Regions from separate parts of the Homo sapiens genome. Here region 2 is linked to region 1. Evidence: chromatin loops called from intact Hi-C (ENCODE). Cell type or tissue: chondrocyte. All regions are shown on one strand. Each heading gives the region's core, and the rest is flanking DNA. Links, peaks and the distances in the headings are about the cores only. Region 1 holds the start of LOC124902824 (small nucleolar RNA SNORA7). Region 2 has its middle 8.3 kb from the start of RNF169.

Evidence for each region. Hi-C counts contacts between places; a loop is a spot of excess contacts. Peaks named below come from ENCODE experiments on the same cell type or tissue, not always from the same donor. Only the 100,000 strongest peaks of a DNase experiment are listed, where the experiment ranks them.
Region 2: a loop joins it to region 1, with 5 times the contacts of the local background. A loop is called at or near these places in 9 of 110 quality-filtered maps.

What each region holds. Positions count from the first base shown.
Region 1 is chr11:74,247,783-74,263,554 of GRCh38, reverse strand. It overlaps PPME1 (protein phosphatase methylesterase 1), which reads right to left. Exons shown (of 14, transcript NM_016147.3): 12 at 12,537-12,601; 13 at 11,840-11,907; 14 at 8,852-10,063. The coding sequence ends at 10,045. LOC124902824 (small nucleolar RNA SNORA7) reads left to right here and starts at 11,003; the gene lies at 11,003-11,141. It also overlaps a transcript of P4HA3 not described here. RefSeq lists a silencer at 12,797-13,091. In chondrocyte, for the core only: a CTCF peak has its summit at 7,597 (motif pointing left); a DNase peak (open chromatin) is centred at 9,924.
Region 2 is chr11:74,732,808-74,748,265 of GRCh38, reverse strand. It overlaps the pseudogene RPL36AP38 and the pseudogene RPS12P22. Among named protein-coding and RNA genes, the nearest start is that of RNF169, 8.3 kb to the left of the region's middle. In chondrocyte, for the core only: CTCF peaks have their summits at 8,070 and 8,304 (motif pointing right); no DNase peak of the experiment used is centred there.

The DNA of each region.
Region 1 (15,772 bases), core at 3,356-11,355:
GAAGTCATCCAAGTATAAAATAGCAGAGGCAGGATTCAAATCCATGTCAATCTGTCACCAAAGACCTTAACTAACCCTCTGTTGTCTGCATTCCATGTTATTTTGCTGTCACTTCTGTGCTTCCATTGGCAATAATCTTTTGGAGCCAATAATTTTAGGGCAGGGGGGGTCTCCAACATTTTCCCAGGTATTGAAAAGGTCTATCCCTTGTGCCACTGATGCCTAATGGTTAAGAACTCTTGTCAGATGTAGATATCTGTTGAATATAGGAATGAATCAGTTCCACAAATGAACGGTGAACACTTGTCGAGTGATCTGCCCATGCTAGCTGCTCCATGAGAATCCAAGAAAAGAAGACGACCTGCTCACTGCCCTTAAGGCAGAGCGGGTCCATGCCCAAATGTAAGTGAGAATTGGATAGAATCAAGTGGGAAGCTGTGTGCTGCTCATCCTAAGGATTGTGGGAGCTTGGAGAGAGGGTAGGGCCCTATGGCCAGAATATGCTGAGGGTATCCATGTTGGAGCCCCAGGAACACATGGAAAGAGTAAGAATGCATGCCTGTAGAGCACAAGGTGCAGCGGCCACCCTGCTTGTCCCTCTTTCACACACAACAGGGGAGCAGAGAGAGCTGTCTGGGAGGAGGAAGCAAGAGGGTGTTGATTCTGGGGGACTCTTGTCCAGTAATGCCAACGGCAGCACAAACTGCCCTTTCATGGAACCACTGAAAGAGTCTCCTGTTGGGGGCCTTGGCTGCTCAAGCTGGGAGAAGCCAAAGGAGCCTGAGTGTAGGAGCTGGGGTGGGGAGAGAGGGACATTTACCTGCAGATTGCTGTGTACTCAGTAGAACTATGAAATCGGCTAAGGGCTAGGGGGAGGAAACAAACATATGTGCCTACTCTTTGCCATGGATCACTCTCCTGTATCATATTCACAACAGTTATCATCTCTTTTGGCAAAGGAGGAAAATGGGGTTTAAAGAAAAGACATCACTGAGTTCACACAGCCAGGGGCAGAACCAGGATCTGGAGCTTGGGGGAAAGTCTCCCCGTTCCCCTAACTGCTTCTAACCTCTTTCTGGACTTTTCTCTCTTCCCCACTGTGGACCCCCACAATTTTCTCCCCCTTTGGAATCAGAGCCTGCCTCTTTCCCTTCTTTCTCTCTGCCACATCCCTCTTTATATTCACTTCATTGGTCACAGGACCCCTCCTATCAAGTGCTTGATCTGCCCATTCTCCCTAAGGTTTGAGTGACAGAGTTTCCCTGTCCTTGACAGGGGCATGTTTGCATTAGAAATGGGTAGCCTGGTGTAATCAAGGATTATCTCAAAGGAATGAGGTACTAGGAGTGGATTCTAGGCACTAGATGCCTGCGTGGTGACAGTGTTTTTGGTTAAGGGTTCAAGGGCATCGCTCAGATGGAGCCCCATAGATAATGACATCTCTACCATCTTTAAAGCCCACCACATTTTCAGATGGAGCATAACTAAAAAATAATGACCACCATGTCTCCTGTTCATCTGCTTATCACGTTATGGGACTGGAGGGCAGTAGTTAGTTCCCCTGCCCCAGAAAAGTAAAGCAACTTGCCCATAATTACGCTGTGTGTCAGTGTCAGCTCAAGACTAGAAGCAAGGTTTCCTGGCTCAGAGACCCATGCTTTTTCCAAAGCGCCATAGGTGCTTCTTGGAACAGTTGCACAGTGGGCAAATAATGGTACCAATATTTGATGGTATTTTAATGAGCACAGACTGCATGTGTGGCCTGTCATTTATTCATTCAGCTAAGCATTCCTGATGTTGCCTCTGGGTCAGGACCTTTGCTGGGGCTGAGGATGCTGGGATGACTGATTGAGTCTCTGACCTTGAAGAGCTCCCAGAAAAGAGAACCCACAGTGACTATACTAGTGAAATACTAGTGAAAATACTGACATATGTGAAAATAGTTACAATCCCAGCAAAATACTAGTGAAAGAGGAACATATAACATGTTATTGATAACGGCAGGAAGCAGACAAATGCCTAGGCAGATAGGGTCAGGTCCCCAGTGAAACCCAACCTTCAAGCCAAAGACAGTGTAAAGTCTAGCTACAAGTCCCAGGTAAACCCATGGACCAGATTAAGAACCTGTTTTCCCATTCAGTGTGCTTTCCTCTGATTGCTCCCCACCTTTCACCTATTTTACATATACCTACCCTTTCCTAATTTTTTTTTATACTGTGAATGGTGTCTTTGCTTTAACCTTTTTTGCATACTCACAAGCCAGTCAGCACACGCTCCCCATTCTGAGTCCATAAAAAGCCCCAGACCCAGGCAGAGAGAGATAGAGAAACCACCTGTCTGCAGGGGTTGGGGACCACCCCTCACATCCCATCTCCACTGAGAGCTTTTCCATCACTCATTTAAATTCTTCTCTGCCCATCCTCACTCTTCAAATTGTCACATATCCTCATTCTTCTTGGACATGGGGCAAGAGCTCAAGAACCCCTGAATGCGGGTACAAGCTATAGCACAGGTGGGTCAGTGGGCATGGCACCTCTAGAGGCAGGTCTGTGGCCACGTGAGGCCTGGGCAGGGGGCATCGCTGGCCATGGAGGTCCCCAGTTGGCAAGTAGCTGGGAAAAATCCTGTGTCATTACCAAAGTCGTGAGACATGATTATGTCTTTCATGTGATGGGGGTCATGTGAGTTTTGGTTTGCATATTGAAGGATAAGGAGGTCCATATGTGCATATGGAGGTGTGAAGGCTTATCACCCTAACTCACAGGTCCTTAGATTAACATTTGTCCAACTCTTATTTAGGTTGATGCAAAAGTAACTGCAATTTTTGCCATTACTTTTAATGGTAAAAAAACACAATTACTTTTGCACCAACCTAATAAAACCATTTGTGCTCTTTTGATAAACCTAAAGCTTTCTTTAGTCTTACAAATGCAGATATATCACTCTAGGAGAAAAGATTTTGTCTAACTTTATGATCTGTAATCTGTTTTTTGGAAAAACATTATTTTTCCATTTACCAAATAAAAAATTACATTAAATCTTCTTTTAAAAATTGTACATGGTCCCCTAAGGGGCCCCCCTCCCAATTGTGAGAAACTCTCACAATTCTCTCCAGATTCTGGGGTTCTAGAATCTCTGTTTTTTACTCTCTTGCAACAAAAAGGGGAACAGGAATTGTCAGCGGGCTCACCCTGAATGAATGGTTTTATCCTGCTGCCACTGTGTGAGCTGCTAAGCCTTGTGAACCCTCCAGGGCCTGGGGCTAGAGACACCCTCCCTCCCTATCCAGCTCCCTGGGTCCCTCTGTCTCTTATGATGTTGGGGTGGGACAGGTAGGGCAAGCCCCAAGTCCCTGGGCCAGCCAGCATCAGCCCACATTTCTGACCCTAAAGCCCTCCTTCTCCCTCCACATTTGCAGTCTTGAAATGCAAATAAGGAACCACTTCACACTTCCTAGGATGGATACAATTAAAAAACAGAAAATAAGTGTCACTACGGATGTGAAGAAACTGGAACTCTCATGCGTTGCTGGTGGGAATGTGAAATGGTGCAGCCACTGTGGAAAACAGATTGGTGATTTCTCAGAAAGATAAACATAGAACTGTCATCTGACCCAGTTATTCCACTCCCAGGTATGTATCTGAAAGAATGGAATGATAGCTGTACACCCATGGTCATAGCAGCTTTATTCACAATCGTCAAAAGGTGGAAGCAAACCCAGATGTCCGTCAAGAGAATGGCTAAACAAAATATGGAATATGCATTTAATAAAATATTCAGCCATAAAATGGAACAGAATTTTGATACACACTACAACATGGATGGACTTGAAAGCATTATGCTAAATGAAATAAGCCAGACACAAAATAAATATTGTAGGATTCCACCTATGAGCTACCTAAAATAGGCAAATTCAGAGACCAAAAGCAGAATAGAGCTTGGGGACGCAGGCAGGAGTTATTGCTTAATGGGTACAGAGTTCTTGCTGGGGATGATGAAAAAGTTGGGGTATAGATAGTGGTGTGGTCCACAGCCTTGTGAATGTAATTAATGCCACTGAACTGTTCATTTCCACATGGTTAAAATGAGAAATACTGTGTTAGGTAGAGTTTACTATTTTTTTAAAAAATCCTGGTTAAAAGTTTTTTGTTTGTTTTGTTTTGTTTTGTTTGAGACAGAATCTTGCTCTTGTCGCCCAGGCTGGAGTGCAGTGGCATGCATGATCTCCACTCACTGCAACCTTTGCCTCCTGGGTTCAAGCAATTCTCCTGCGTCAGCCTCCTGAGTAGCTGGGATTACAGGCACCCACCACCACACCCGGCTAATTTTTGTATTTTTAGTAGAGACGGGGTTTCGCCATGTTGGCCAAGCCTCACTATCTGCCCACCTTGGCTTCCCAAAGTGCTGGGATTACAGGCGTGAGCCACCGTGCCCAGCCAAAAGTTTTTTGAGAAGGACGTCCCAGGGAGGATGCAGCATGGGCCACTGCTCTCAGGCCCCAGGGGCACACCGGCTTCCACTAATTCTGCCTGAGCAGCCCTACCCAGCAGGAGTAGGGGTAGAATTGCTGTGCCTTGGTCTCCCCGCCCTGTGGGGATTCCCAGTCAGGATGAATGAATCCCCTTATCTTCTTAGCACCATGGCATTTACTGTTTTTCACCTTATTACTGCAGGCAGCAGCTTTTACTATACTTGGATACTTAGGTCTCATTTAACCCTCATAACACCTAGTGAATTAAGGATTATCCCCCCATTTTGGGATGCAGAACCTGAAGTTCTGAAGGAAGTGATGTGCCAGAGGTCACCCAGCTAGTAGGAGGCTGAACTGAGCTTGGAGCATTCCTCTCATTATCAGGTCCTAGTCCTCCATGCCCCTGCCCCACCCCTCCTCTCCTTCTGCTATGGTGTGGGACTAAAAAGGCACTCGTCTGGAAGTCAGGTGGCCTGAGCTCTAGTCCAGATTGTGCTAAGGTATGACCCTGGACAAATCACTTTCCTTGTCAGACCCTCGAATTCCTCATCTGTAGGAGGCACTGCTGATTTGTCTGCCCTCCCCACTCCAGAGGAGTTAGGAGGTCTCAAAGGTTGTAAACGTGCTTTATAAATGATACAGACTGTATCATGTCAGTTATTCTAAGCTTGTTTGATTAGTCATTCTATAAGTCATTATGGAATGGCATCATTCTCATTAATCAGGAAGAAACTGTCTCTGTCAACACTCCATTCACTCCTCAGTCACCTATTGCCTGCACCTGGAAGAATCCAGCCTTTCTGCTAGTCTTGGGTTACAAGGTTTTGCCTGGCTATGGGCTGGAGTTTTCTAGCAAACTGCTGGGAGAGGAAGCCAGCTCGAGGAATAAGGGAGCCTCTTGAGTTGACATAACTTTCTGAGCCCTGGCCCCAGACTGAGAATGAGTTGATTCTGGCTGCTGATGGGGTGGCCAGCTGGAGCAGCAGAGTTGGCTCCAAGATTGCAAACAAAACAGTGACTGCAGGGAGGAGTGTGACTGCGTTTTGCTTTCTCTGCTGCTAGTGTAGGCTCTCTTCTTGCTTTTCCCTTGGTAAAATCTTGACCTTTCACTTCCAACCCCCACTTCTCATGACAGGCCCCTGCATCCAACTTAAGGGTTCTTGGCCCCTCACTTTTGAAATCTAACTAGTCTCTTTCTTGTTCATTCCACCTCCAAAATAATGAGACTATCCTGTTCTCTCAGCCCAGTGGCCACTGTTCTAATTAAGTATACCTGTGTCTTTTCCTTGCCCAATTACAACTGCCTCTTTACTGACCTCTTGGCCTCATGTCTGGCACCCACCAATCCATCTACACAGGCTACCAGAGTGACTTTCCTTTATAAAAAAGACCTGACCTTGTCTTTTTATATGGGGTCATGCCTATTTAATAACTTCTGGAAACTCCTTATTCTTGCCACTTAAGGCCTTTATGCCCTGACTCCCACCTTCTCTCCTGGCTCTTCTCCTATCTCGGCCCATACTCCAGCCACAGTCTTCTTCCTAGGCTGACTTTCAAGTCTCCAGCGCTTGTCTGTGCTGTTCCTTCTGAGATATCTTGCCCTTCCTCCTCCACCTCCACTTTGTGATACTTCAAGGCTCAACTCAAATGCTACCTCTTGGCTGGGTGTGGTGGCTCACTCCTATAATCCCAGCACTTTGGGAAGCTGAGGCGGGCAGATCACTCGAGGTCAGGAGTTTGAGACTAGCCTGGCCAACATGGCAAAACCCCATCTCTACTAAAAATACAAAAATTAGCTGGGCGTGGTGGCAGGCACCTGAAACCCCAACTACTTGGGAGGCTGAGGCAGGAGAATTGCTTGAACCTGGGAGGCAGAGGTTGCAGTGAACCAAGATTGTGCTGCTGCACTCCAGCCTAGGTGACAGAGGAGACTGTCTAAAAAAAAGAAAGAAAAAATGCTACCTCTTGTGAAACCATTCCTGGCCTGTTTCCAAATAGGTTTAGTTACTGCCCACCCCCAACCTTCTTACAACGTGGTCACTATTTCTATCACTGTCTCTCTAGACAATGAGTTCATTTTAAGAGCCTCATTATTTACCTCTGTCTACAAAGTCCATTGGATGCCTGGCACATATTGGGTGCTCGGGTTTGCTTAATCAGCAAATGCTCCTAACAGTATGTTAAGAGCGTGGGGCTATGAAGTCATGCCCCATTCCCCTCATGGCTTTGTCTTCAGTCCTCCCAGTCTCAAGATTCTGTCCCCCATCAGATCTACATCTGCCTCCAAAATGTGCCTACCTTCCTTTTTTGGGAAGGAGTTTCCCTTGGACTTTCACTAGTGTCTATGTGACAGGGCCTTTGGTTTGTCCCAAACATGCTCCTTCTGGCTTTGTGGCAATCCTTCATTCAAGGATTCTGGGATCTCCTTCTTTATTCCCTTCCTGAGTTCATACATGCTGATCTGTAGGCTCTGCAAGGACACTGTTATGGCCAACACATAGTAGGTGCTCGTTAAAGCCATGTTAAGTGAACACATGAATGGTCCCTTCTCTTCTGGGGTGTAATGGAATGCTCAGTAGACTTGGAATCAGAAGACAAAGATGCTGCCACTCTGGCCGTGGCTGTGGGCAAGCCATTTCAAATGTCTGAGCTTTTGCTTCCTTGCCTTTAAATTGGGGATAGTGCCTGTACTTCACAAGGATACAAAGGATGAATGGAGATGAAAGTGCCTAAAACACAACCAACCACAAAGCTCACGAGCATTTCATTCATTCTCAGCCTCCTCCATCAAGTGTAAAGAGGGTTCATCTCCACGGTCATCCTCCTTCTGCTCTTTTAAGTATCTGGTCCAAAATGACTTCTGCCCAGGGTCCCTTGTAGCATGCAGGAACAGAATGATGTGGAAGCAAGCCAGTTTTGAATTCTGACAGTCACTTCCAAGCTGTAGAATTTGGACCTGTCTGCCTACCTGTAAAAGGAACATAACAGCACCTACCTCATAGAGTTGCTGTGAAGATTAAATGAGATGTGTGTCAAGTGAATTAGATGACATTCAAAATTTGAGTGAACCTGATGAACCTGAGTGCCCCTGAAAACCAAGTGATCATGCTGCCCTCTTGTGGACAAGAGGGCACATAGCTCAGCAAAGGCACCCGCAAAGTGTTCCGGTGAGAGAAATCAAACCACACATAAGGAACTTCTCTCCTCTACTAGGGAGCTCATGAACTACCCTGAAATATTTCATCATCAACTAGACAAGAAATTTTCAGACATTGATGCACTTGTTAAAATGCAGATCAGTTCTGATTCAATAGGTCTGACATGGGGACACAGTTCTCTAACGAGCTTCCAAGAGATACTGATGCTATTGGCCCACAGACGGCCCTGAATAAAGTTCCTAACTATAACAATGTAACAGTGTCATAACAGGAACTACTTATTAAATGTCTTACCATGTGCCAGTTAGTGAGAAAGCCAGTTAACCTAGTTTAACTTGTATAATCCTCAAGACCCTGTGGGGTAGGTACGGTTTATCTCCATTTTTCAGATGAGTGAACTACAGCAGAGAGAAAGTTTGTTGCCATACCATACAGTGTAAGGGGTGGGGCTTGGGTTCTAATTTAGACACTCTGGCCCCAGAGCCTGCTAGGAGGAAGCCTCCAACAGTGTGGAGGACCACCCAGGGGGGAGGAGGGCAGCAAAGGTACTGAAGTGATCAAAGTGAGAGATGATGAGGCCTAAGCTAGGGCACTGGCTGTGGGATGGAAAAGAGGGGGACACGGAAAAGAGGATGAACAGGATTTGGTGGTAGACCTGAGGTGGGTGTAAGAGAAGTCATTCACTGTGGGTATCTGGTTTGGACAACTGGAGAGATGGTGATACCTATCACTTATTGAGCCAGGAAACGCTGGAGGAAGAGCAAGTTTCATGGGGAGCAAGTTTCCGGGGGAAGGTGGATTCAGCTTTAGAAACAGTCAATATGAAGTGGCTTTTGGTCATCTGGGAGAGACAGGAGGAGGAACCTGGGCCTACCTGTTCAGAGCTCAGGAAATGATTTGGGTTGTAGATGAAGTTTCACATAAGTGAAGCTATGGTGACTGAGATCATGTGGACAGTGCACAGATTGTCCTGCTCTGGACCAAAGTCGACACAGCCGATAATTAGGAGAGATGGGACTGGAATCCCATCCTGGCTGCAGAGGAGGGTGGCTCTGACCATCCCACTGGGCATTCTGGATCAGGGGACAGGCAGAGCATAACACACTGAAGGGCTATAGGGAAAGGGGTTTCTGGAGTTCCATGACAACTAAGTCCAATGAGCTGTCCCCTGCCCCCATATCAGCAGAAATAAGGACAATTCCACAGAGAAAGACCAGACCAATAAAGGTTGGGAGATATTTATTTTCTTTAAACAAGGTCATAAATAACAAAAAACAAAGTAGGTCCCAGACTCCGGACCATGCAGCAGGACAGGGGTGGGAGGTTGTTGAGTGGAAAGGTGGAGGGGGCTACACATCACCTAAGACAGTCACAGAAAAGATGGGCTTCAGGACACTGCCCCTTCCTGCCCTTGGAAATGGCGTGCCTGGGCAATAGGGACAGGCCACAGTGCTGTGTCGAGGCAGCTGGAAGAAGGCAAAGACTGGGGATGCCAGGCTGTAATGTTTCTGTGTGGAGTGATGTGAAATCCACAAATGGCAAAGAGAAGCTGTAGGTTTGAAGAGGCAAGGGGGCACTGCACACCTCCAGGAACCAGTTATGAAAATGGTTAAATTTGATGATTAAAAACAATTCCATAGGCTTTGGCCTGTGGCTTTGTGCATGGGCTGTATTTAACCTGGGTTGCTCTGTGGCAGGTGAGGGCGCAGGAGGCCCCTGGAGCAGCCTGGCCTCAGCCCAGGGCAGGTGCCCAGACATGTGGGAGTGGGACAGTGGGCTCTCCCAGATGGGAGGCCATGTGCTTGGACCGGCTGGACCTGATTTTCAGGCTCGTTTCTTGTGATGCTATCCACCACCACCGCTCGCTATGGCTAAGGATGGGATCTTGGCCTCTCTGGGTCTTCCAAACCTGGAAGAGTACGACTGGGATAAAACGGTACCTGACTAGTGTTTTATTTGAAAGGGAAAAATAAAGACCACCCCATGCATTGTCCATCCCATGAGGCAGGGCTGGGCCATGCCAAGACAATCTCAAGGAATGGAGGTCCCTGAGCCTGGGAAGACATTTGAACTCAGATGTATCGCCTGATGCTAGGAAGAGGGGCTCAGTATGGCAAATCTGGAGGCTTTACCCTAGGCAACGCAGGGAGAGCAGGCAGGAGCTACCCCAGTACAGGGAAGGGAAAGGAGCAGGGGAGCCCTGGACTGGGGAAGCCGATGTTGGTCAAGGGCCCTGGAAAACAATGCTTTTGGCAGAATACATGAAAAGGTTGGTACATCTCGGGGTGCCCGTCTACCGGGAGCCAGTGTCACATGGCTGGGCGGGATGGAGAGGAGACAGTGGCATCACAGTGGCCTCTGGTGCGACGTATTTACAACAGAGCTCGATGTTGAGGAGGGGTGGACAGCAGGTCACTAACAGCCAGGAAACACACTGTGGAAGAACAGAAAGAGAAGGAAAAACAAATGTAACTATCAATAGCTTTCCCTTGCTTATCTGTATCCTCCAGGAAGCCCTCCCTAATGACCACCAAGGCCCTGGCAAATCTGACCCATTTCACAGCCCTGACCAGAGCTGGACCCAGGGTCTGCTCTCAGTGTGCTGCTCATTTGCCCAAGGCTCCAAATGGTCGAAGGGCCCCAGCCAAACACTGTTTAGTAAGAGAAATTAAGTCTTTATTGTTGGTTCCTGGGATCCATGAATGGTCAGTTGTTAGAGGGATGGCTCAGCATAGGGGTGTCGCTTCTGTGGTTCACTGTCCCAAGGTCTTGCCATCATCTCCAGTGCTTACCCTGCCCTGTCACTCTCATCTCCCAGGCCCTGGAATTCAGAGTTCTCTAACGCAGAAGCCATTTCCTTTTCTTAATATTTCTTCTGCAAACTTTCTGAGAGTGGGGAACAAGTTTCCCCAAGCCCTCACCAAAATCAGAGAAGAGACTTTTCAATGGTAGGAATGACTCCTCATGAGGGTTGTGGGCTCTCTGAGGATCAAAGGCCTTCTGCAGTACAGACTAGGAGCTGGCTGAGGTGGGTCAATACCACCTGGTTTGGTCAACATGCCTCTCTTCTTCCTCAACAAAGAGCCCAACTGTGTTTCCCTAAACAGATGAAGAGCTACCTAGGATGAGAGACCTGGCCCTGTTTCTTCCTCTAGACCAATAGAGGGGGAATTTTTGCCTCCCTTGAGGCATTTGGTAAAATCTGGAGACATTTCTGTTTGTCAAAACCGTGTGTGGGAGGGGTACTACTGTTATCAGGTGGGTAAAAGCCAGGGATACTGCTAAGCATCCTACAATGCACAGGACAGTCCCCACAATGAAGAATTATCCACCTCAAAATGTCAATAAAGCTGAGGTTGAAAACCCTGCTCTAGAGCTTCCAGGATCACCCCTGCAGAGTGGCTAATATTCTGCCAGCTTCGGAAAGGGAGGGGAAGCAAGCCTGGCAGAGGCACCCATTCCATTCCCAGCTTGCTTAGTAGCTGGCCATGGGAAGACACTGTGCAACACTGTAGAAAACCCTGCTCTAGGCCAGGCGCGGTGGCTTGTGCCTATAATCCCTATAATCCCAACACTTTAGGAGGCCGATGCGGGTGGATCACTTGAGGCCAGGAGTTCAAGACCAGCCTGGCCAACATGGAGAAACCACCATCTTTACTAAAAAAAAAAAAAAACAAAAAAAAAAACAAAATTAGCCGGGTACGGTGGCGTACGCCTGTGATCCCAGCTACTCGGGAGACTGAGGCACTGGATCACTTGAGCCCAGGTGGCAGAGGTTGCAGTGAACCAAGACTGTGCCAAGAAAAAAAAAAAAAAAAAAAAGCCCTGCTCCATGGCCTGCCCAGCTTTCCTTGGCAGCAGGGCAGGAGAAGCCAAAGAAAACTTCTCTAGGAGCCTGGAAAAGGACTGATTCCTATCCCAGCCTCCTCAAAGGGGCACCTCAAGAAGAAATGCACATCACAGTGGGGAGTGAGACTAGGCACAATTTAATCACAGCCTCAGCATCAACCCGTGGGAGCACAGCACAAAGAAACAACCAACCATGGCTTTGTAGAAACAGACATGCCAGGCTCTTCACTGAGGAGGAGGAAGAAAGGCATGGTGACCAAACCAGGCAGGGGTAAGGCAGAGATATTTACAGTCCTACAAGTGTCTGCTTGTCAGATTCGGCCAGCACTGCTGGGTTCTTAAACCCTTGTACCCGCCTTACCACTGGAATCCACCGATGGGTTCTGCAAACCTGTGCCGGATCAGGAAAGTGGCAACAGCTTCAGCTACCTGGAAATGGGAGAGATATTCCAGGCCATATAAAGGTTAGTGATGGGGCTTAGCCTTGGGCTGTGAGCTACTGTTAGATGGTTAGGCTCTACGGTGCCCTCATCCCACCCACAGGTCTGAGTGGCTTGAAATTAAAAGGACCTAGGCCCTCCCTAGCAGAGCTAGAAGACTCCTCCCCACTATCCTTGCCAGGGATAGCTCCATAGAGCTCAAGAGGAATGACGTGAAGGGCTTATGTGTGCCCTCAGAGTTACAGAATGGTGTTTTCTCACAGGAGGAGCCCATATTAATTCCTAACTGTGCCTGTGGTTTAGGGAGCAGTTTCTACCCTAATCATCCCTCTTCCATCTCTGGCTTTTGGGGGTATTGGAGAAGTAGAGCTTAAGATCTTAACCACAGGGCCCTGGGATGAAATAGCAGAGTGTCAGTAGCTCCTCAGCACATATACACAAAACCAATACCATAAGCAGCTGCCAGGGAGAAGTTGGAGAGCTGGTGGAACTGCATCTGCATAGGCTCCACAGCAGCTGCTGCAGGCAATGCAGGCTGAGACTCAGAGACTTGTCTTCTGTGACATCCAGGGTTATTCTCACAGTTGTCCTTTTACAGTCACTGAGCACCAGACTCACCTTGTCAGGGGCATCCTCATGGACTGCATGGCCACACTGGGGTAGGACCTGCATCTGGAACTTCCCTGGAGAGGAATCAAAGCAAGGCAACTTCAGCGACTAAAAGAGCCCTCTCTTATGCAGCCTCATAGGTCATTCCAGGAGCCCAGGACCTACCTCCCCATTTCCAACCTCACCTCAATACTCTGGACCCAATTATCAAGTCTTGCTGAGGATGGTAATACAAGTAATTGTAACCTTGCGCCAATCATTTCCCTTCACTTTTTCCTTCTGTCCTATTTAGTGTACATTTACTGTGGGCCAGAGACACATAGAAGAAACAGTTCTTGTCCTCAGGGGATTTACAGTCCAGTAGGGGAGTAAAACACAAAAACCAACATTTTAATGCAGCATGTCATTCCTATGATAAAACTGGCTACATGGGGCTGTAAGAGCATAAGAAAGGGAACTTCACAATCCAAGAGGGAACCAGGAAGGAAGGAAGGCTTGAAATGGCTTGGAATACAAGAAGCTTGGCATGGTGCTTATGAGAGTGGTTAACAATAAGGCTGGAGAGGTAAGCAGGGGCCAAACCATTAAGGATTTTGTAAGCTATGTTAAGGATTCAAAATGTATTATTACAATAATAAGTTACCATCTGAGCACTTAAGCATGTGCCAGGCATTGTACTAAGCACTTTCTCATACTGTCTTACAGAACACTGTAAGCTCGTAACTAATGCGACAATGATTGAGAATGAACAGCGATGACTGATAAAGAAGATCCCTAAGGAGACTAAAGGATATGAGACCCAGAGCCCCCATAAGTAGAGACAGCAGATTTTCTCAGCCTCAGATTCTCTATTTATAAAATAAAGGAATGGGCTTGAAAGTTCTTCTGGTCATTACATCCTGTGGTTCTTACCCCAGTTACGCAGGATTCAAAAGTTTTCAGTGTATTCTTCTATCCATTTTTAAAGTTGATTCTCAAAATCTACCCTATACAATTAAGCACAAAAATACTGAAATTCTTTTCTGAGATGATGAAACTGAGGCCATGATTAGTGAAGTAACCTGCCCAAGGCCACTTCATTAATTAGTGGAGGAATAAGATGATCCCATTTAGTAAAGTCCATCCTGTGCCCCTCCTCCTGCAGTAAGCTGCCTCTCTCTGGGTGCTCAAGCCTAGTCACCTCTCCCTTCTAGCTCCTAAAGTTGTTAATGCACTTGGATCCAAACACAGAGCAGCACATGGCCCTCTTGTAAGTTTCAAGTAAGTTTACATTTTACATGCCACTGGTGCTTGCCTCCCCAGGAGTGTGTCATTTCCATAAGAACAGGGGACAATGGTGTTATTACTTGCTCTATATCCCTAATAAGACCTAACACAGGGTAGGGCACTGAGTAGATGCTTAAGTCTTTAGCGAATGAATGATGAACAAATGACTAGATCCAAAACTTACAACTCCAATCTCCCTGTTCTTTCTGTTAGATCAGCTCTGATGACTAGGGACGCATTTGTCCTTCCTCTTTGGAAGAGTAGGTATAATCAGAGAGAACTCACATACACCAACAACACTGTGCCAGGTACACATAAAATAACATGTTCATGGGTAATCCTCATGATTATTCTATGAGGTGGGAATATTTCCAAACTCTTCTCTCCCATTGCACAGATTAGGAGCCTTAGGTTCAGAGAGCCTAAATTATTTACCCAAGGGGTACTATGAATAGGTGGTAGTTTTCCAGGATTTCATAACTAAGTCAGTTGGTTTGAACACAGTGCTGGCAAAGCTGTGGTTTGGAATCTATGCAGCCTTAGCCATTTCCCTTTGTTCTGTGGAATGTTCCTTATCCTCGCCATTTACTCTCTATACTCATAGGAGGCTTTCTTTAAACCAGAAGGTGGTCTTGATATAATCCATATTGAGGAAACAGGAGGACATCTCATAAGGAATCGTGATTACTTCCTGAATATAATGAAAGGCATCATTTGTTAGACTACCCGCATTTTTTTCATTTAAACTTCATGTAACTGTACTGAGATATATCATTATCTCCATTTCACAGATGAAGAAACTCAAAATTAAATAAGTTAGGAATTCACTCATACCGCAAAACTATTAACAGTGATTCAAACCCAGGATTGTCTGATTCCAAGGCTGGTGATCAACAATGATTTCAAATGCTATCCCAGTCCATGTCAACTGCCTTCAGGCAGTCTCAGGGGCCATATCTGATTCTTCTGTCTGCCCAGCATCATGCATAGGTCTTGCACAGAAAGGGTGCCTAGGAAAGGTTTCTTGAATTGAACTTAAGTGTCTTAGATTCAATTTCATGGCACTCATGTTGGTAATTACGGGCTTAGACATTTATAAGCATCTACTTAAATAAGTGTCTAAGCCCATAATTACCAACATCAGTGCCATGGAAAAAAAATCACACAGTCCCAGCTCATAGTCCTATTCTAGGCCTCAGGATACAATGTAGTTAAAGGAAGGCAAAGCCATGAAGGTCTGGGACCAGAGTTTTATATGTGAGAGCCTTTGAACAACTATTATGAGAGAATATAGCTCCTTTTGCTGTGGAAAGCTTGAGGATAGCTAAAAGAACAGTTTGAGAGGCCCATGAGATATCCAGCAGGTTTGCTACATAGGCTAGGACTGGATCTCAGGAGAGAGGGGTGAGGTGGATGTTTAGCTTTGGGAGTCATCAATATATAAATGGAAGCCATGAAATTGTCCAGGGAGAGTAAGTAGGGAAGAAAGGTCTAGAACAGATTCTGCCTGAGCCTGAAACTTTGGTCTTGGAGTTGGCACCTCTTCTTCCCATAACCCAAAAGTTGTATGCCTACTGGCTTCACCTTCACTGAGTCTTTTACCCGTACTAAAGCAAGAGCCCCCACAAAATTGGACCCGCTGCCTCCACTGTTATCTAGCTAACATACATGCATCTGTATACAGTGCTCAGCATGTCACTTTCCTACTCATTATACCCCACGATCTGTTTGAGGCTGCCATCAGTTTTTTCATTTTCCAGATTAAGAAGACTAAAGCTGAGGCAAGTCAGATAACTTGCCCAGAGTCAAAAAATTACTGGAAAAGCAGTATTCAAAACTCAGTTTTCCGAACTTCAGAGACCTTACTTTTACCATCTTACCATGCTGTCTTCTAAACAGGTATTTATACCTTTTTATATCTGGATTATCTTGAGCCTTTCCCTTTCCTAAAACTTCTAACAATAAGAAAAATACTGGCC
Region 2 (15,458 bases), core at 4,557-12,556, 480 kb before region 1:
GTGCTTCCATGTGGGTGTTCCTCTAGGCTTAGGCCTCAGTCCCCTTCTCACTCTGCGTGCTGCACTGGTCCACATTTTCTTCCCTCAGGAGCTCCCAGATTGCTGTCTGCAGCCCAGGCCTCCTGAGTCCAGCCCTCCATATTCAACTGCCTGATGGAAACATCCTCTTAGATCCCTACATTCCTCATGTACAAAACTAATGTCACTGTCTCCCATCCTCCTTTCAAAACTGCTCTTCTTATTTCCTTCATTCTATGAAAGGTCCCATCCTCCCAGGTACTCAAGCTCCAAACCTAGTCATCTTGAACTTCTTCCTTATCTCCCACAAACCATCAGTTATTTAGTCCTGTCAATTCCACTATCAAAATGACTATTTCCCCACCTCTTCATCCCATTCCCACTGCCCAATTCAGGTCTAATCATCTCTCATCTAGATTACTGCAGTAGCTGCTATAGATTGATTGTCTCCCCTCTCCCAACCTCTTTTCTAATCCATCCTCCACACTCTTCGAGTTGCTTCCTATAGGCCAGCTCTGACCGTGTCACTCCTGCTTGAGCTAGGGAGAGGTGCTTGGACTTTGATGCTAGTGCCCTTTCTAGATGCAGAGGTTCCAGGAGAAAGAATGACCCCTCTCTAATGGAAAGGTGGTTCTGCTACAGTAGTTCTCCCATTCTTTGCTTTCTTTGCCCTGGGATAGATTTGGAGCAGGGCAAAGAATGGGAAGCATTAAATAAATGGCATTTCTTAGTGGAAACCTTTATAGGATAACACGAGTTTTGTAAAGAGAGAAAAATAAAAAAGCAACATAGGCTGGGGGCGGTGGCTCACGCCTGCACTTTGGGAGGATGAGGCAGGCAGATCGCTTGAGCTCAGGAGTTAAAGACCAGCCTGGGCAACATGGTGAAACCCCATCTCTACAAAAAATACAGAAATTAGCTGGGCATGGTGGCACTCACCTGTACTCAGGAGGCTGAGGCAGGAAGATCACTGGAGTCCATGAGGTTAAGGCTGCAGTGAGCCGTGATGGCACCACTGCATTCCAACCTGGACAACAGAATGAGACATTGTCTCAAAAAAAAAAATCAACATAATATAATAGAAGGCATGAGAAGCCCTGGGTTTTGATGAGATTGCCCAGAGCTAGCGGTAAACCAATCCAGTGCCGAGTGATTGATTAACTCAGAGAGCAGGGGGAAAAAAAGGTGATGGATTCCCAAGATAAGAACCAGATGGCTAAAGGACAGTCAAGAGTTGAAGAAAGGCCAATGGGTGATTAAAACAAAGACCTGTTTGCATAGAGACCCAGACAGAATCCTGCCAGACACAGAAGTATGGCCTTGGCTAGGCTATCCTTTATCCATGGGTCCTGCCCACTTCCATCCCAACTTAAGGTTCTTGAGGACATTTTTCCCGGATTCTGACAAAGGAGATCTGTGATCCAGAGATCAAGCCAACCATCATTAGAAATGGGACCATTTGTGCAGGCTGTTCACTCTCGATGGTTTGGATCTTTTAATCTGTTTACTGTTGGAGGAGCTGAGCCACAGAAACATAGCATGCTTTCTTGGATACAAATAAATATAGAAAATTTCCTTTAGCAGAGGGAAAAAGCAAGAGGTCTGAGTAGCACTGGACCAGAAGCCAGGAGATCTGGGGTTGGTCTTGGCCCCTTCTAACTCACTGTGTGATTTCAAACAGCTAACTTCCTTCTGGGCCTCAATCTCCTCATTTTTAAAACAAGAGTATTGAAGGCTTGGTGCTGTGGCTCACGCCTGTAATCCCAGCACTCTGGGAGGCCGAGGCAGGCAGATCACGAGGTCAGGAGACCAAGACCATCCTGGCTAACACGGTGAAACCCCGTCTCTACTAAAAATACAAAAAATTAGCCGGGCGTGGTGGCGGGCGCCTGTAGTCCTAGCTACTCGGGAGGCTGAGGCAGGAGAATGGCGTGAACCCGGGAGGCGGAGGTTGCAGTAAGCCGAGATGGCACCACTGCTCTCCAGCCTGGGCGACAGAGCAAGACTCCATCTCGAAAAAAAAAAAGAGTATTGAAAGTCATCAGTTCTCGCCCTTTCCCTCCTGCCGCCGAGTCGCGCGGAGGCGGAGGCTTGGGTGCGTTCAAGATTCAGGTTCACCCGTAACCCACTGCCATGGCCGAGGAAGGCATTGCTGCTGGAGGTGTAATGGAGGTTAATACTGCTTTACAAGAGGTGCTGAAGACCGCCCTCATCCACGATGGCCTAGCACGTGGAATTCGCGAAGCTGCCAAAGTCTTAGACAAGCGCCAAGCCCATCTTTGTGTGCTTGCATCCAACTGTGATGAGCCTATGTATGTCAAGTTGGTGGAGGCCCTTTGTGCTGAACACCAAATCAACCTAATTAAGGTTGATGACAACAAGAAACTAGGAGAATGGGTAGGCCTCTGTAAAATTGACAGAGAGGGGAAACCCCATAAAGTGGTTGGTTACAGTTGTGTAGTAGTTAAGGACTATGGCAAGGAGTCTCAGGCCAAGGATGTCATCGAAGAGTATTTCAAATGCAAGAAATGAAGAAATAAATCTTTGGCTCACAAAAAAAAAAAAAAAAAAAAAAAAGAAAGTCATCAGTTCTCAACCTGGGACACACCTCAGAAACACCTGTATATATCAAGGTCCCACCTCAGATCTAGTGAACCCAGAAACCCAGGTGGGGGATACCAGGCTGTGTATTTTTTTTTTTAGTGCCATAAGAATTCTAATGAATACTCCTAGGTAAGACCACTACAATAGATAAATTCAAAGGACCATTCCAGCACTAACATTGTAGAAGTCCAACTTCCAATTTCCAGCCTCTTCTCTCCTCTATGCCATTGCTGAGTAATCTTACTAAAAGCAATAGTGGTGACAGAGAGCAAGGCACACCTAAGAAATCTGGAGAGCCACTCACTATGTGGGAAGCTAATAACAATGAGGATGATTCTAAAGTTTCAAGCCTAGCAGCCTGGGATTGTGATGAAAATTGAAAACTGACAAAAATGCATCCAAACCTCTTTCCTTCCTTCCCTCCTTCCTTCCTTCCTTCCTTTCTTTCTCTCTTTTTTTTTTTTTTTTTTTTTTTTTTGAGACAGGGTCTCATTCTTTTGCCCAGGCTGGAGGGCAGTAAGCAATCACGGCTCACTGCAACCTCTGCCTCCCAGGCTCAAGCAATCCTCTCACCGCAGCCTCCTGAGTAGCTGGGACTACAGGCACATAACACCACACCCAGGTAACTTTTATATTTTTTATAGAGACAGAGTTTCACCATGTTGCTCAGGCTGGTCTTGAACTCTTAAGCCCAAGTGATCTACCTGCCTCGGCCTCTCAAAGTGCTGGGATTACAGGCATGAGCTACCGTGCCTGGCCCAAACCTCCTTTCTATTTAGGGAATTCCCCATTCTATATAGTATTGATGAGGCTAGGGAAGCTGAACCTGAAGGGATATTCTTCTCCCTGCCCCCTAACAGTTAGGACGTGACACATGACCCAGGCTCAGCCACCTGGCCACTATTCTCTGAGCTTGGCATCTTCAGCAAGTGACATGAAAACATAGAGACAATTTTAGAATTATTCATAGCAACAGAGACAGTAGGTATGCAACAGCAGTGGGGCCCTGGTGGGGTTTGAGGGGGGTGGCCCTGCCATGATGAGGGTGGCCATGCCAGGCTGTACCTGAGACACAGACTTGGCTGTGGTTCCCGTTGCCGAGCCTGCCTAGGTTACAGCCCATTTTCCATATCCGATGCTGCAGTTTTCCTGTCAACTCTTTGTATCCTTTCAGTAAATTTCATTTTTTCTTAAATGACTCACAGTCTCTGTTGTTTACATCAAAGTACTCTAACTGAGACATTAGCTTGTTGTTTTTGAAGTGTCGCCTAAAAATGGTTGTCAAGGGTGCTTGGTAGATTATAAAATGATACAAGAAGCTTAAGCCAACAGCCTAGAGTAGAACAAGCCCAAATAGCTTTTCTCTAAGGCCCCACCTGCACCACAGACCACCATGGGAAGAAGGATTCACAGACTCCCTTTAATGCACGATGCCAACTGGAACAAATGGCAGTGCAGCCCCAGGTACCAATGCTTCCCCTCCAGCTGCTTTCTGAGGATTGCATTGCTGTCAGAATTCCCTACCATCCTTCTCATAGCACCTCTACCCAGATAGCTCTGCATGGTTCCACCCCACCACTACCCCTTCCTCACTCCTCATCCACATCACTACAAAACTTCCCTCTAGCTGATGGCTCCAGCTTCTCCTTGCTGGACTGAAAGACTCAGATATGAGCAAGGCCATTCAGCCTAGTTCCAGGTGGAGACAAGGCTGTTTCTTCCTGCAAGCCCAAGACCTCTCCTTCCAGCTTAAGTGCTGCTGAGTCCATCCTGAGACCTTACACATCTAAAAAGGAGAAGGCTAAGCCCCTCAGACCACACCAGTGCCACCTGTCCTCTTTGGATAGCATCTTCTTCCTGTGCTCTTCCTCCCTCAAGTCAGATCTCCCCCTGAGATTTGGCCCCTTCCATTTTGCTTTAAAGATTCTTGCTACCTTCTTACTTTTATTCATCTTCAGTTCCTTCCCTTTTGTTTCAGAGGAAGAAGTAATTCTTTTTTTTTTTTTTTTTTTTTTTTTTTTTTTTGAGACAGAGTTTCGCTCTGTCGCCCAGGCTGGAGTGCAGTGGCGCGATCTCGGCTCACTGCAAGCTCTGCCTCCCGGGTTCATGCCATTCTCCTGCCTCAGCCTCCCGAGTAGCTGGGACTACAGGTGCCCGCCACCATGTCCGGCTAATTTTTTGTATTTTTAGTAGAGATGGGGTTTCACTGTGTTAGCCAGGATAGTCTCCATCTCCTGACCTCCACCTGCCTCGGCCTCCCAAAGTGCTGGGATTACAGGCGTGAGCCACTGCGCCCGGCCTAGGTAATTCTTTTGCAAATCTAATCCCTCCATCTGTGTTTGTCATGTCATCTGCCCAGCCTCCTCCAGACTCTTTCCAAACACTCTATGAATACAAATAAGACTTGGTCCTTGCCCCCTCAAAGTCAAAACCTAACAGAAGGGCAAAAGTAGAAAAAAATATAGCAGAAAACAGAAGAGTTATAGAAGAATTGCAAGGGCTACAACAGACATAAACAGAATGCCATGGAAGCAGGGAGCAAAGGTGAGAGGAAGTTCAGGAGATTTCACAGAAGAGGGGACATTTGAGCTCGTTTTTAAAGACTGAGGGAAGGAAGTTCACCACATGGATACAACGGAAAGCAGAGAGAAAATAAGAGCCAAGGCACAAAGGCATAAAAGTTTGGGACCTGTGTGGGACTGACAAAGAATTTGATGTGGCTAGAACATCAGGTTGGAGATGAGACTAGAAAACTGGAGAAGAAAAGAAACTAGAATTTATTGAGCAACTACCACGTGCCAAGTGTCATGCTAAGCAACCATATACCTCTCTCATTTAAACCTAAAGTAATTGAAAGATTTAATATTTGGCCCAAGGGATTGGTACATATGGATTTTTGTTTTGGTTTTGTTTGTTTGTTTGAGATGGAGTCTTGCTCTGTTACGCAGGCTAGAGTGCAGTGGCACAATCTTGGTTCACTGTAACTTCCACCTCCTGGGTTCAAACAAGTCTCCTGCCTCAGCCTCCTGAGTAGCTGGGACTACAGGCATGCACCACCACACCTGGCTAATTTTTTTTTTTTTTTTTGTATTTTTGTAGAGACGGGGTTTCACCATGTTAGCCAGCCTGCTCGTCTCAAACTCCTGACCTCAAGTGATCCACTCTCCTTGGCCTCCTGAAGTGCTGGGATTACAGGCGTGAGCCACTATGCCTAGCCTGGATTTGTATTCTATAAGGATAAATCTCGATTCTATAATTATCAGTGAATAACAAAAAGAATCTAAGCAGGCTTCATCCCACCCCCAGAGTTGAGATATTACTGGAGAAAGTATGGTGCAGCTAATGTTCATTCATTCATTCATTCATTCATTCAACAAATATCTATTGAGCACCTACTATGTGGCAGGATTATGTAAGTGCTAAGAATTCAGCAGCAAACACGGAAGACAAAGTCTAGATGCTGACCAGTTTGAGCAGGAACAGCATTAGGTACAGTGTTTGACATATTCCAGCTGCTGTGGAATGAATGAATGTTATCGCCTTAGTTACACTTTTATGTTTAGTGACTTTCAAAGTACTCATTGTCAGAAAAATATTCTAACTAACAAAAAAGCACATTGGTGGGGCAAAATAGTTCTTTAATTTCTTTCTTTTTTTTTTTTTTTTTTTGAGACGGAGTCTTGCTCTGTCACCCAGGCTGGAGTGCAATGGCGCCATCTCAGCTCACTGCAAGCTCCACCTCCCAGGTTCACACTATTCTCCTGCCTCAGCCTCCCGAGTAGCTGTGACTACAGGCGCCCACCACCATGCCCAGCTAATTTTTCTGTATTTTTAGTAGAGAAGGGGTTTCACCGTATTAGCCAGGATGGTCTTGATCTCCTGACCTCATGATCCGCCGGCTTTGGCCTCCCAAAGTGCTGGGATTACAGGCGTGAGCCACCATGCCTGGCCTCTTTAATTGCTTTACATTTTCCCTCCAGATGCCTATAAATCCACTTAGAATTGGCAACTAGTCTTACTCCTCTCTGCACCTCCCTCTCCTCGCCTCAGTCTTTCTTCCTCTTTTCCCTGCACTCAGGGCCCCTATTCTTGTTCCTCTAGGCTCTGGCCCCAAGTTCCAAGCAATTAGTTTCCTCTTTGATTTAGTTGTTTTTAATTTTTTTTCTTTTTGAGACGAAGTCTAGCTCTATCACCCAGGCTGGAGTTCAGTGGCATGATCTTGGCTCACTGCAACCTCCGCCTCCTGGGTTCAAGCGATTCTTCTGCCTCAGCCTCCTGAATAGCTGGGACTACAGGTGCGTGCCCCCACGCCAGGCTAATTTTTTGTGTTTTTAGTAGAGACAGGGTTTCACCACATTGACTAGGCTGGTCTCAAACTCCTGACCTCGTGATCTGCCCACCTTGGCCTCCCAAAGTGCTGGGATTACAGGCATGAGCCACCATGCCCAGCTGTTTTTTAAATTTTAATTGACAAATAGAAATTGTATATATTTATAGTGTAGAGTTGTTCTTTTTGTTTTTTAAGAGGATAGAGGTGGCTTTAAGAAATCCTTTAGGTTCACAACCCAAATGTCCATCAATGATAGACTGGATTAAGAAAATGTGGCATATATACACCATGGAATACTATGCAGCCATAAAAAAGGATAAGTTCATGTCCTTTGTAGGGACATGGATGAAGCTGGAAACCATCATTCTGAGCAAACTATCGCAAGGACAGAAAACCAAACACCACATGTTCTCACTCACAGTTGGGAATTGAACAATGAGAACACTTGGACACAGGGTGGGGAACATCACACACCGGGGCCTGTCGTGGGGTGGGGGGCTGGGAGAGGGATAGCATTAGGAGATATACCTAATGTAAATGACAAGTTAACAGGTGCAGCACACCAACATGGCACATGTATACATATGTAACAAACCTGCACGTTGTGCACATGTACCCTAGAGCTTAAAGTATAATAATAAAAAAAGATGAGAATTAATTATCATTAAAAAATTTTTTAAAAAAGAAATCCCTTAGGTTCAAGATATAGAGAATAAGAGGGAAAAGAAATGGGCAAATGGCCTTACCCAACTGCACTCAGAGTGAAATATCTAAAAGACAAAACTTTCTCTGCTAGTATTGCTCACCTTTTATAGCGTAAATCACATTTCTTATTCTCACAGAGTCTCTATTTTCCCAGTCTCATCAAAGATATCCTACTACCTTCACTTTGGTCCAAGTCTCCAAGAAGGAGTGGGTCATGGACCTGTCCCAGGAAAAGAATGAGAAGAGTGAAAACCTCTTCTTGTCATAAATAAATAGACGAATAGTTACATTGAGCAGAATGGAGGATTTGCCTCAGAAGAGAGCACTGTGATTGCAGCAGAAGAAAAAGTCAGGGGAGCTACAAAATAGCCTCTCAGAGATTGACTTTGTCTACTTTGGAAAGAAACGGGAGAGATGGGTTCAGCTGGAGGCTGAGAACAGAAAGCATGATCTCCCAAGTTCCTTTGTCCTGAAGGAAGACAGGCTTCTATACCAATCTACTAGTGATCAACGAGAAACCTGATGGGTTCTGCACTAGAATGGTCATCGTCCCACTGTTCTTTGTTTACTTGGCTCTGTGTTCTGCAATCCCATCCCTGGGAAATGCCTGCAGGCGTCTCCTAGGTCTGCGATGTTGCTCAGTTTGACCACCAGGGGGCAAACTGAGCCTACGCGGTCTCCTCCACCCAGTTTCCAAACTCCAGAATCAGAATGTCAGAGCTATAACTGGCTTTAAAAAACCATCCAAGGCTTCTAATCAAACCTTTTTGTTTCAAGAGAAGAAAACCAAGGTCTAAAGAGGGGAAATAATTTGCCAAAGCCACATAGTGAGTGACTAGTAAAGTAGAAACTAGAAAACAAATCTTTTGACTCACTACTCCAGTTCTACACATGTTCCACACCAAGCTTTCTCCAGTCTCATATTTAATTCTAGAATACATCGAGTTTTAATGCTATATCTCTATGAAAAGATTCTCTCCCAATTAGATTGTAAGAACTTGGGGCAAGGGACCATGTTCTGACCAACATTGTACATCTTCTCCTCTAGCACACTCTTCTGCAAGGCAACCTGTATGCCCAATACAAAAAGGAAGATTTCAACAAATATTGTTAAACTGCTATATGGCAAGTCCAATAATGGTTCCTGATAACACAGAGATGAAATATACCATCTCTGCCCTCATGATACTCCCTATCTAGGGAGGGAGACAGATACAACAACACCTATAATTTAAGAGATGAGCATTTAACAGTGATGTAGAAAAGGCAATATGGAGGCACAGAAGAGGAAGTGACTATGTACCTGGATGAAATACAGAATTAGGTCCTAAAGGAAGAATGAGAACTCATCAGAGAAGGGAAATGGGAATTACAAATAGAAAGAATAGCAGAATAAGCCAACACAAGGAGGCATGGAGGCATGTGTTCAGTGAAAATGACTCTGAGTAGCTACACACAGTATAGATAAGAAGTTGGACTGAAGCAGAGGAGGAGGAGTAAATAAGACTAAAAAGGAAGTCCGAGGTCAGCTGTAAAGTTGCTATTCATTTATTCAGTCATTCAACAACGTTAAATACTCCCATGTGCCGTGCAGTGCTGTTATTGATAATGATGGTGGTGAGATGATAATAAAAGTAAGGGGAATAATAATGATGATGAAAATACTAATGTGGGTGAATTCCAAGGATTTGGGGTCTTGAATCTAGGGTTCATTACTCATATGAATCAGATAACACAGATAAATATTCCATCCTCCATTTCTTTTCTTTCTTTTTTAAATTCATTTTCTATATCAATAGCACACCTACAAACATGGTGAACATTCCTAAAACCTGCCAGACTTTCCGTAAGAAGTGAGGCAAGCACCAACCCCACAAACTGACGCAGTACAAGAAGGGTAAGGATCCACTGTATGTCCAGGGAAAGCAGCATTATAACAAGAAGCAGAGTGGCTAGGGTGGGCAGACTAAGCCAATTTTCCAGAAAAAGGTTAAAACCACAAAAAAGACTGTGCTGAGCCTTGAGTGCATTGAGCCCAATTGCAGAGCTAAGAGAAGGCTGACTATTAAGAGATGCAAGCATTTTAAACTGGCGGGAGATAGGAAGAAAAGGGCCAAGTGACCTAGTTCAAAGCTTCATCTTTTTTTTAATTGTGAAGACAATAAAATATTGAAGTTAGGTTCACACACACATACAAAAAAATCTGTTATGTATTAGGCATTGTTCCAGGAGCTAGGGATATAGCAGTGATCAAAAATTAAAGTCCACAGCCAGACGCAGTGTCTCACACCTGTGGTCCCAGCACTTTGGGATGTCAAGACAGAAGGATGGCTTGAGCCCAGGAGTTTGAGACCAGACTGAGCAACATAGCGAGATGCTGTCTTTGTCTTTAAAAAAAAAAAAAAATAGAAAATAAAACAAAAAAAATTAAAGTCTAGGCTGTTGCAGAGCTTTTGTGCTCATGAGGGAGACAGATAATATACAAGTGAAAAATATGTTTCAGAGAATGATAAGAAAGGAAAGAAAACAAGGCAATAAGATAGAAAATTACTCAAAAGCAGGCATCATTACATAGATTGGACCAGGGAAACATCACTAAAGAAGTGACATTTGAGCTGAATGAAGTATTATCTGTAGAAAAGGTTGAGGGAAGAGCATTCCAAGCAGGAGAACTAGCAAGGGCAAAATCCCTGAGGAGGGACCAGGCAGCTTGATGTATCCCAGGGACAGAAAGAAGGCCCGTGTACTAGAGCATAGTGAGCACAGGGAGAGTGGTCTGAAGTCAGAGTGTAGACAGGGCCAGGGCATGGAAGGCTTTACATATTTGGCAAATGATTTGGATTTTATTCTTATTTATTTATTTAGAGACAGTGCCTTGCTCTGTTGTCCAGGCTGGAATACAGTGGTGCGATGTTGGCTCACTGCAGCCTCCACCTCCCAGGCTCAATCAATCCTCCCACCTCAGCCTCCAGAGCAGCTAGGACTACAGGCTTGTGCCACTACGCTTGGCTAATTTTTTAATTTTTTGTAGAAATGAGATCTCATGATGTTGGCCAGGCTGGTCACAAACTCCTGGACTCAAGTGATCCTCCCACCTTGGCCTCCCAAAGTGCTGGGATTACAGGTGTGAGCCACTGCACCCACCCTTTGGATTTTATTCTAAGTGCAATGGAGAGGTTTTAAGCAAAGAAGGGACTTCACTAATTTACTTTTCTTTTCTTTCTTTTTTTTTTTTTTTTTTTTCAGAGATGGGGTCTCACCCTGTCATCCGGGCTGGAGTGCAGTGGTGCAATCATGGCTCACTGCAGCCTTGACCTCCCAGGCTCAAGCAATACTCCTGCCTCAGCCTCCCAGGTAGCTGGGACTACAGGTACACACCATCATGCCCAGCTAATTTTTAAGTTTTTTGTAGGGACAGGGTCTCATTTTGTTGCCCAGGCTGGTCTCAAACTCCTGGGCTCAAGCAATCCTCCCACCTCAGCCTCCCAAAGTGCTGGGATTACAGGCATGACATATGACGCCTGGCCTGATTTACATTTTTAAAAGATAATTCTAGTGGCTCTTCATTCCCACCTTTAGGTGGACACAGTGCCTGCCACCTTCCAACTGCGTGACCCAAGTTGTATGGCACTGTTTTCTGGTGCTCTAACTGCATCCTCACAGACCTATTGAAAGAAGTCTCTGAGAACAAACTGCTTTTCTAAAGTCCCCTGAATGTGGAGGAGGTGAGAGAACAAGGTCCACTCTCTTTGATACTTGGTAAGTGAGGATGCCCCAGTAGAGGAGGCCTCTGGCCAGTGGCAGGGCTTAAGACTCTAGAAGAATGATGATCCCACTCCATGTCTTCTGCTGAAGACACCATGTCCCCACTCAGTTTTCCTCATGAGGGCTCTCTGACATTAAGGGCTATGTGTTCCCCATTCTGGTTTCCTGATACTTCCTCCTCTTGCTGTGTACAGATTGTCCTGGGAACAGAGGGCTCAATGAGGGAGAAAAAAGACTTGGGAATATTCACATAGCCATATGGAAACCTATGTAAATACGGATGAGCCTCACTTTAAGAAGATCCATTCACTCACATAGATACTGATCGAGCACCCACAATGCATCAGGCACTATTTCAGGTGCTGAGGATTCATTCATCCATTCTACAGACATTTTTATTTAGGCCAACTATATGCACAACATCTGGAGAGCCAAATAAATACAAAAATGATAGTAGGTTCTAAATAAATGTTTGTTATATAGGTGAGTAACTGACCCAGTTGAGGGGTGAGAGTAGGGTAGGAATTGTTCACAAATAAATTAACTGTGAAGGTCCTTTAAATAAGACTTTCCTCCTAATGTAAATAAATTGGACTCAGCTTTATTTATTTATTTATTTATTTATTTATTTATTTAAATGGTATAGGGTTTCACAATGTTGCCCAGGCTGGTCTCAAAGTGATCCTCCCACGTCAGCCTCCAGAGAAGCTGGGACTACAGACATGCCACCACCACTGGCTGAACTCAGCTTTAAAGAGGCTATTTGTTCATTGCATTTCAGCACCTAATCATGTAAAAGCAGCGTACTAGAGGGGGCTTTTACCAGCTAAGGAGAGCCAGGGGTTAAATTTTCAGAAATGTTGCAAGCTGGTTATTGAACACAATCATTCCTAAAAATTAAATAACATAACGTATAATTAAATAAGTTACACTTAAAACAGAGGTAATAAAAACTGAGTCATCACTTCCTAATTACTACTCTCAATGTTCTTGAGGTTATTTACATCTACTATGTCGATAGGGAGGAAATACTGTATAACGGTATTTCACTGTGCCTCTCTTCTCCACTGCGCTTTCAGTGATGTCACATTGGTAGCATGAATTGGCCACAGTGGGAGTATTTACACCACAGACATTGGCAACTGTAAAAAACAACACTTTTTTTCCCCTGGAGAACCAGTTGTTAAACATTTACCAGCACACCACTGGTGTAGAGTCTCTATTATGTAATCTTCTTGTGGTGAATCTTCTTTTAGAATCTTATGGACAGAATTAAGCGGACTAGGCTAAGTCTCTCCTTGACACTGATCCCTATGATCCTTATCGCTATGGTAATTTTACATAATTAAGCAACCTGTGGCGGAGGAGGTGGCCTTTTAGTCACAAATAGCATGTCACATGAGGACTGTTTGAAGGAACTAGGATATTATTCAACAAACCTTTATTTAGCAGCAAATATGTGCAAAGCTGTGTGTTGAAGGCTAGGGAAGATATTAAATAGTAGTCTATGTTCTCAAAGAACTCACTATAGAGGAGGTGACACAAAACCTATTGAAAATACAATGTAGTAAGTGCTATAACAAAGAAGTATGGAGCAGAACGGAGCTAACTCAGAGACCAGCAAAGAGGATTCAGAGCACCTAGAATACAAGTGTCGGTGTCTGTCTTGTTCTCCACTGTGTCCCTAGCACCTAGCACTATGTCTGGCCCAGAATTTGCACTCAATAATTGTTGCATGAGTGAAGGAGTTAGCAATTACCTTAACCCTTGAAAAATAAGTAAGCTTGCCAGACAAATCAAAGTGAGTACAGAGAGGGCATTCCAGGGCGAAGAAACAGTGTTTGCAGAGTCATGGAGGCCCAAGAGCTTGGCACATTTGAAGACAATGTTTAATATGGCATGAGGGGTCCCGGGACCCAGACTGGTAAAGGTGAAGGTATGGAAGAGGGGTTCTCTGCCCCAAATCTCTAGAGAGCTCTCAAAAGACAAAAGGACTTGGCTTGTTCTGTATAGCCCTGGGGACAGAGTGAGGGGCAACACAGGCAGTCACAGAGAATCAGATTTCAGTTTAATATAAAGAACTTTCTAACAGAGCTGTCCAACAGTGGAATGGGCTGCCTTGGCAGGCAATGAGCAAGTTCGCTATGAAGGAAGAAAGCAGATGCCAGATAAACTCTTAGTGCAACAAACTGCTATGGGGAGATGCATTTTTTTTTCCTGACTAGATTTTGGAAGAATTTATTCAGTCTCCTTTTTAAAAGGGTATTAAATAATATATAGACAACTCTCTTCAATAGTATTTCTACAGAAGACACAAAGACTTTCTTTCTTTCTTTTTTTCTTTTTGAGACAGTCTTGCTCTGGAGTGCAGTGGTGCAAACACGGCTCACTGCAGCCTCAACCTCCTGGGCTCAAGCGATCCTCCTGCCTCAGCCTTCAGAGTAGCTAGGACTACAGGTGCGTGCCACTATGCCCAGCTATCTTTTTTACTTTTTGTAGAGACGAAGTTGGGGGGGGGTCTCACTTTGTTGCCCAGGCTGGTCTTAAACTCCTAGGCTCAAGCCATCTTCCCACCTCAGCCTCCCAAAGTGCTGGGATTACAGGTGTGAGCCACTGGGCCCGGCCTGACACAGAAACTTTCAAGTGTTTGTTTCTTATGTCAATCATTGACTAAAGCTGAGGCCAATAGTGGGCTGAAGGCTTTTCCAATCACTGAGGTCTTCACTCATTCATGTAGCAATTATTTATTCAGTATCTGTGTGTCAAGGACTTTGCTAAATGCTCGAATTACAGATATAAATTTCAAAAGGCACCTGCACTCACAGTGCAGGGTAAAAATGCAAATAAATACTTACACTCCAACAGCTACAATTCAAAGTGCTATGGGAAACACAAAGACTAAACATTGACTTTGCCTGGGGGACTCAGGGAAGACCTTGGAGTGGAGGTGACTCAACTGACCTTTGGAAAGTTAAATGGGATTCACTAGATGGAGGAAGAGAGAGTCCAGGCAGAAGGAAAACATGTGTGAGGATATGGAGGTGCGACGACGCATGGTCAGTTTGGGGAGGTGAGCGGTTGGCCAAAGTGTAGGGTAGGTGGCAATGGTAGATTGGAACTAAAATATGCGTGGTGTTCAATTCAGTGCTGAAAATTTTAGATTTTAACCTATAAATGATAGGAAGTGAATAATAGGTTTTATGTGGGAAAGTGATGTGATCAGATTTGTCAGTAGAAATGATCAGCATAGTTCTCAAGGCAGGTGTGAGGAAAATAGATAGGAGAGATCCAGATTAGGGGGAGGAGACCTGGTAAGAGGCTGTTGGGAAAGTTCAAGTAAGGAATGAAGATGGCCGGGTGCGGTGGCTCATGCTTGTAATCCCAGCACTTTGGGAGGCTGAGGTGAGTGGATCAGCTGAGGTCAGGAGTTCAAGACCAGCTTGGCCAACATGGCGAAACCCCATCTCTACTAAAAATACAAAAATTATAGGTGGTGCATGCCTGTAATCCCAGCTACTCGGGAGGCTGAGGCAGAAGAATCGCTTGAACCCAGAGGCAGAGGTTGCAGTGAGCCCAGATCACGCCACTGCACTCCAGCCTGGGCGACAAGCGCAAAACTCCATCTCAAAAAAAAAAAAAAAAGGAATGAAGTTGGCCTCAACTCTGGGGATAATAGGGATGGACAGGAGGGCTGAGATGGTGGAGGCCTTTTTTGAAGTATGATGGGCAGGATGTAGGGGAACCCATCTTAATCCACTTCTTACATCTAAGACATGAATATATGTGCACAGCACATTTTAAACAAAGAGAAAGGAAAAGATCACTGTCCCAAACCCTTGGGATGAGATTGTTTATGCAATTAAGCAGCACAGGATTTAACTCTGAGATCCCTGGAAGCAAAGGCAAAAAGGGAAGCATGGTGACATGCATAAGCTTGCACTATCTGTTAAAATAAAGAATACTCAGGGGAAAGGAAGAGACTGGCCAGATTAGAGTAGAAATTAAGCCTGAAGGGCACTGGACAGATCATGTTTGT